2 separate regions of the Homo sapiens genome follow, and region 2 is linked to region 1. A link is an interaction called in ENCODE POLR2A ChIA-PET data of the cell type or tissue named here. Cell type or tissue: GM12878. All regions are shown on one strand. Links, peaks and the distances in the headings refer to the core of each region. The heading gives the core; the rest is flanking DNA.

Region 1 (2,912 bases), core at 238-2,737:
CAAGGGGTCTCTAAATGAGGCATTTATGTTTCCATGGTGGGACCCTTTTTGAAACATCTTCAGAGCAATTGAGATTCACATTCTCAATTGTGTCTGTGGGACGGGCAGGGCAGGTGAGGATCTGAGACTCTGAAAATGGCACGTGCGACACGGCTAACAAGTGGCAGGACTGGAATTCAGGACTCCCAACTCCAAGCTTGGCCTTTCCTCTACTGGACATGGCCACCTCTGAAGTGGCTGAGTGTGGTTTTTGAGTGGAAACAAAACAGCTTGCTTGGTTAGCCACAGCCCACTGAGTATAGGAAGGCTCAGGAACTCCTGGGACTGGGCTGAGCCCCAGGTGATTGATTATACGGAGTAATCCAGGGACATTTGTCCTCCAGTCTGCAGCTGCCTCCCAGAAGAATCAGATGGCCCCTCATGTCCTCTCGCAATGGATAAAAGATGGCCCAGTGCACACCAGTCGCCTCCTGGTAGAAGCCACCAGACTGGCCAGCACACGAGAGCAGCAGCCCAGGCAGCTCTGAACAAGCCTGGAGCTCCCTGCTGGGGAGCTTCCTCTTCCTGGGGAGCATGGCTGGACAAGAGGCTCAGATCTTCAAACCTGACTAGGGCCCTCCATGTTCATTAACTGGCAGCAAAGGGAGAAAGTTTGGAGGGATGCCACAGGTACCCCCGATCTGCTCACCCTCCCAGTGCCTGGGCAGTTCCAGAGCCTCATGGGGTGCCCACGGTGGAACAGCTTGCCTTCTGTGCTGGCCCGTGCTTCCTTACATGCACAGGAGTCCTTAGCACACGAGTGTTTTCTAGAAGAGGAAGGTGCCATGTCTGAAACAGAGTGGCTCTGTTTAAAGCCATCCTCCACTTCAATGGCACTTGTTTTCCTTGGGCCCTCCCCGGCCAAGGCTGGGTTGTAAGTCACTCTACACAGTTAGGCCCATTATGCCAATCAAGTCCACAGATGGCTGTGCACAGACCATGTCCTGTGCTTTGATTGAGTCCCTCCTTTCTGGGAGGTCTATGTTGAAGCCAAAGAAGAAAGAAAAAAATACAAGAGACTGTCAGCAGAGAGAGCAAACACCCTGAGTACAAGCCTGTCCCTGCTGCGCGGGGCTGCTGTGGAAAAGAAAGGTCCCTGCACCCCAGGGTGGGGAGGTGGTGGAGTGGGCGCTGGGCTGCTGGTGAGCATCTAAGGAGGAAGTAAAAGCATCTGTGTGGGAGATGGTGCCTTCCACGCCCAAAACCAGGGCCCTGCCACAGCAGGGAGGAGGGTTAACCCTGCCCCCAAGGAGGGTCATTCTGGTTCCTAGAGACCTGCTAGGATCGGAAGTTCTAGTCACAAGGGAAGGTGTCACTCACCAGCTGCCGCTGCTTGGGGGGTAGGGCGGGCGGCGGGGCCAGCTCCTGCACGGAGTCCACCCCACTGAAGGAGTCGCTGAAGCCGTATACCTCCATGAGGAGCTTGTTCTTCTGCTGGTAGATGTGCTCGTTCTGTGGCGTCTGGTAGAACATAGAGGGCTGCGGCTCCGAGTAGTCCTCCAGCAACTGCATGTAGGCCAGCACTGTGAAACAAGGGAGAAAGCTGCAGCGAGGCCGGGGGAGGCCACATCAGGGAACCCCTCCCCCCATTCTTCCCACAGCAGCTAGGGGGCTTTCCACTGAAAGCACCTCAGAGAGGGACGAACAGACGGAGCACGGAGGACTTTTCGGGCAATGAAATCACACTCTGTCTGATGCGCTAACGGAGGAGACACGTCCAGACCGGCAGACGCGCAACACCAATGGGGAACCCTAATGTGAACTGGGGACTCAAGCGAGGGCACATGGCGGGTGCAGGGATGGCAAGTCTCAGCTACCTCCTGAGCAGGCACTTTCCCCTCGAGGCATGTCGCAAGTGCCACGAGCAGCTGCCAGGTGGAGCTGAGATTCAGATGCCAAGAAAAAGTGGTGGCTCTGCAGTGCTAAATTTTGTATCTTCAAATAAGCACAAAGCCAGAGGCTTCTCTGCAAACCCCAACTAGTCAACAAATCAAGGAAGGCCAGACACTGAGCTGAGGAAGACAGTCACAGAGGTAGGGAGTTTATTTCTTCCCTGAGCCACACTGGGGGTCCAGGTATAGAGGAAATGCTCTCTCTCCAGGAGTGTCACTGAAGGAAAGTGTTCAAAGTCACCTTCTTTATTTAAAAGAATATGTAAGAATTTCTTACTAGCTCCAACAAGCACCGAGCAGAACTTGGTTGTAAAAGATGCACAGGAAGAAATGGTTCCCCTCTGAGGTCAGCTGCTGCTACTGAAAGGGCAGCTCACAGCCCCTTGAGCTTGTCTCACACTTCCTTTTTTTTTTTTTGAGACAGAGTTTCGCTCTTGTTGCCCAGGCTGGAGTGTAGTGGTGCAATCTCGGCTCACTGCAACCTCCACCTCATGGGTTCAAGCGATCCTCCTGCCTCAGTCTACTGAGTAGCTGGGATTATAGGCATGCACCACCGTGTCCAGCTAATTTTTGTATTTTTAGTAGAGATGGGGTTTTGCCATGTTGGTCTGGCTGGTCTTGAACTCCTGAACTCAGGTAATCCACCTGGCTCGTCCTCCCAAAGTGCTGGGATTACAGGTGTGAGCCACCAAGCCCAGCCCCACACTTCCTCTTTAATGCTGCACAACCAATGTCACCAGGCTCCAGACGAAGAGGCAAGCCTAGGAAGGTGATCCCAAGCACCCACAAACTGCTCCCTAAAAAGACTAAATATGACCGGGCGCACTGGCTCATGCCTACAATCCCAGTGCTTTGGGAGGCTGAGGGAGGAGGGTCACTTGAGGCTAGTTCAACACCAGCCTGGGCAACATAGTGAGACCCCCGTCTCTAAAAAGAAAAAAGAAAAGAAAAAAATTAGCAATGGTGGTATGTGCCTATGGT
Region 2 (2,912 bases), core at 329-2,828, 61 kb before region 1:
ATCACCTGAGTCAGGAGTTCAAGACCAACCTGGCCAACATGGCGAAGTCCTGTCTCTACTAAAAATACAAAAATTAGCCGAGTGTAGTGGCAGGCGCCTGTAATCCTAGCTACTCGGGAGGCTGAGGCAGGAGAATTGCTTGAATCCGGGAGGCAGAAGTTGCAGTGAGCTGATTGTGCCACTGCACTCCAGCCTGGGTGACAGAGTGAGACTCTGCCTCAAAAACAAACAACCATTGCAGACAGAGGAGGAAGGGGACCCCCAGCTGAGCCACACAATATTGATAGCTCAAGCTAAATCAGTTGGTTTCAGAGCAGCCTCGGTGTGCTGCTTACAACCCTGGCACCAGGGGCTGAAACAGGAGAATGGCCCAGCCCAGCCCAGTCCCTCCTCCAGAAAGCTGGAGAGGCAGGCATGAGGAAGTAAGTCATGAGCAGCCTGGAGACTCTGTGGATTTTTGTTCAGTAAGCAGGGCCTGAGGTTCTGCATTTCTAATAAGCTTCCCAGTGATGCTGAAGCTGGTACTCAAACCAATAGCAAAGTGGGAAATTATCAAAACTACTAAAAGGCATTAAAACCAGGATCATGACATGGATGCCCCCTGGTGTCTCTATTATTTGACATTGTTGTGAAGTTCCAGCTAATGCAAAAAATAAAAAAGTGAAATTTGTAGTATGAAAACTAGAAGAGACAAAAAATTATTACCTAGCTAGACTATCCAAGAGTCAATTAAAAACATGGAACTAGTAAGATAACTCAGTAAAGTGGTTGGATACAAAATAAATATACAAAAGCAATAGTAATAACCAGGTACACTTGGAAAAAATTTAAAATTCAACTTATGATAGTGATAACAACAGTAAAATTTAGGAATAACTTAACAAAAGATCTGGAGACCAAATTAAGAAAATTATTTTAAAAAACTACCAAAAGGCCAGGTGCAGTGGCTCATACCTGTAATCCCAGCACTTTGGGAGGCTGAGGCAGGCGGATCACCTGCGGTCAGGAGTTCGAGACCAGCCTAACCAACATGACGAAACATCTCTACTGAGAATACAAAAATTAACCAAGCACGGTGGTGCACACCTGTAATCCCAGCTACTCGGGTGGCTGAGGCAGGAGAATCGCTTGAACTTTGGAGGCAGAGGTTGCAGTAAGCTGAGATTGTGCCACTGCACTCCAGCCTGGCTGACTGTGTGAGACTCCATCTCGAAATACATAAAAAAAAAAAAAAAAGATAAAAAATACCAAAAGACCAAAAATAAACAACAAAATATCCTGGTAGAAGATGTAATATACAAATATCTATTTTTTATAGATATTTTAGATAGAGATTTAATACAATTCTGGCAAGAAAACCAAGCTTTAAATAAATGACAAAGATTATTTTAAAATTAATTTGGAAGGAAAAATATGCGAAGATTGCTAATCTTTTTTTAAGTTGAATGAGAGGAGACTTTCTTCACCAGATATTAAAACTGACCATAAAGCTATAATAATCAAAATGGCATGGCATTGCCACAGAGTTAAATCAGTGAAAAATTATTGAAAATCTAGAAAACATTACCAGTATATGTGGAAAGTTAGCACTTGCTAAAAATGGCATTTTAATTGAGTAAAAGAAGGTTCCTAATAAGCAGAGTTGCTATCTGGTTGGAAAAAATAATTATTCTAATATTGTATGCAAAAATAAATTCAAGATGGATTAAAGAGCTAAGTATAAAATGAAGCTCTAATCATAATAAAGCTTAGGAAAATATGTGTGTAACTTCAGGGTGCTGGGGCAGTATGGAAACGGGAGGCCTCTTAAAATCTAGAAAACCATAGAGGGAAAGATTGATTTATTTGAGTCCTATATATCAGGAACATGCAGATTTAAATCATGAGATATGATTTTTACCCACTGGATTGTGAAAGAATTAGAAAAGGTGAACACATCTAGCGTTGCAGAGGGACTGCTGACTCTCACATTTATTACTAGTGGATATGTATTGCCATAATCTTTGTGGAAAGGAGACTGATGGTATCTGTTACTAATGTATGTATGGGCCAGGCATGGTGGCTCACACCTATAATCCTAGCACTTTGGGAGGCCAAGGTGGGAGGAGTGCTTGAGTCCAGGAGTTTGAGACTAGCCTGGGCAACATGGCAAGATCATCTCTACAGAAAAAAAAAAAAAAAAAAAGGCCAGGTATTGTGGCATGGGCCTGTAGTCCCAGCTACTTGGGAGACTAGAGTGTGAGGATTGCTTGAGCCTGATGTTGAGGCTGCAGTGAGCTGTGATCATGCCACTGCATTCCAGCCTGGGTGACAGAGCAAGACCATGTCTCAAAAAAAAAAAAAAAAAAAAAAAGAGTATGTATGTGAGAGGAATTTAAAATTTTTGCACTTTTAACTGCTTATCACTATTGATTTGCATATTTATTATTTATATACATATAATGTTCTTGTCATGTATGCATGGACATATAACTATGGACATATGCATGCAAAGAATAGAGTCTGAAGGATTTATTCCAAATTGCTGATAGTGGCTGCCTTTGGGTACAGAATATGATGAGGAGGGTTTGTGCAATGCATTGCTGAATTTTAAAATAGGATGTATTGTGAATTTAAAAAATAACAAAAAACATGTACGGCTTTTGACCCAGAAATTCTAGTTTTTGGATTCACAGTCATGAAGAAGGAAAGGTCTGTTTTCCTGGAGCTAGCAGTCCAACATGGGATACAGACATTTAGCAGATAATGTAGCTGCAAACTATTCTAAAGTGCCATGAAGGAGAGGTAGCTCCTGCAAATCTGAAATGTTGAGTGCAACTGAGAAAAAACTGTCATTAAATTAGAGTGCGTCCTGATTTAAGAGATACAAAAATATTTCTTAGAATCATTCAGAGGTGGTTGAGAGAGTGGTG

Evidence for each region. Peaks named below come from ENCODE experiments on the same cell type or tissue, not always from the same donor. Only the 100,000 strongest peaks of a DNase experiment are listed, where the experiment ranks them.
Region 2: POLR2A ChIA-PET joins it to region 1 with 9 read pairs; 4 of 35 experiments call an interaction of 5 or more read pairs at or near these places.

Annotation. Positions count from the first base shown.
Region 1 is chr9:131,620,437-131,623,348 of GRCh38, forward strand. RAPGEF1 (Rap guanine nucleotide exchange factor 1) reads right to left here. Exons shown (of 27, transcript NM_001377935.1): 11 at 1,360-1,562. Among named protein-coding and RNA genes, the nearest start is that of PRRT1B, 76 kb to the left of the region's middle. RefSeq lists an enhancer at 1,016-1,085. In GM12878, for the core only: a CTCF peak has its summit at 1,640; DNase peaks (open chromatin) are centred at 1,265, 1,625 and 2,225; H3K4me3 peaks cover 1,661 bases; H3K27ac peaks cover 2,500 bases.
Region 2 is chr9:131,559,221-131,562,132 of GRCh38, forward strand. It overlaps PRRT1B (proline rich transmembrane protein 1B), which reads left to right. Exons shown (of 4, transcript NM_001395643.1): 4 at 1-595. Among named protein-coding and RNA genes, the nearest start is that of PRRT1B, 15 kb to the left of the region's middle. In GM12878, for the core only: no CTCF peak of the experiment used is centred there; no DNase peak of the experiment used is centred there.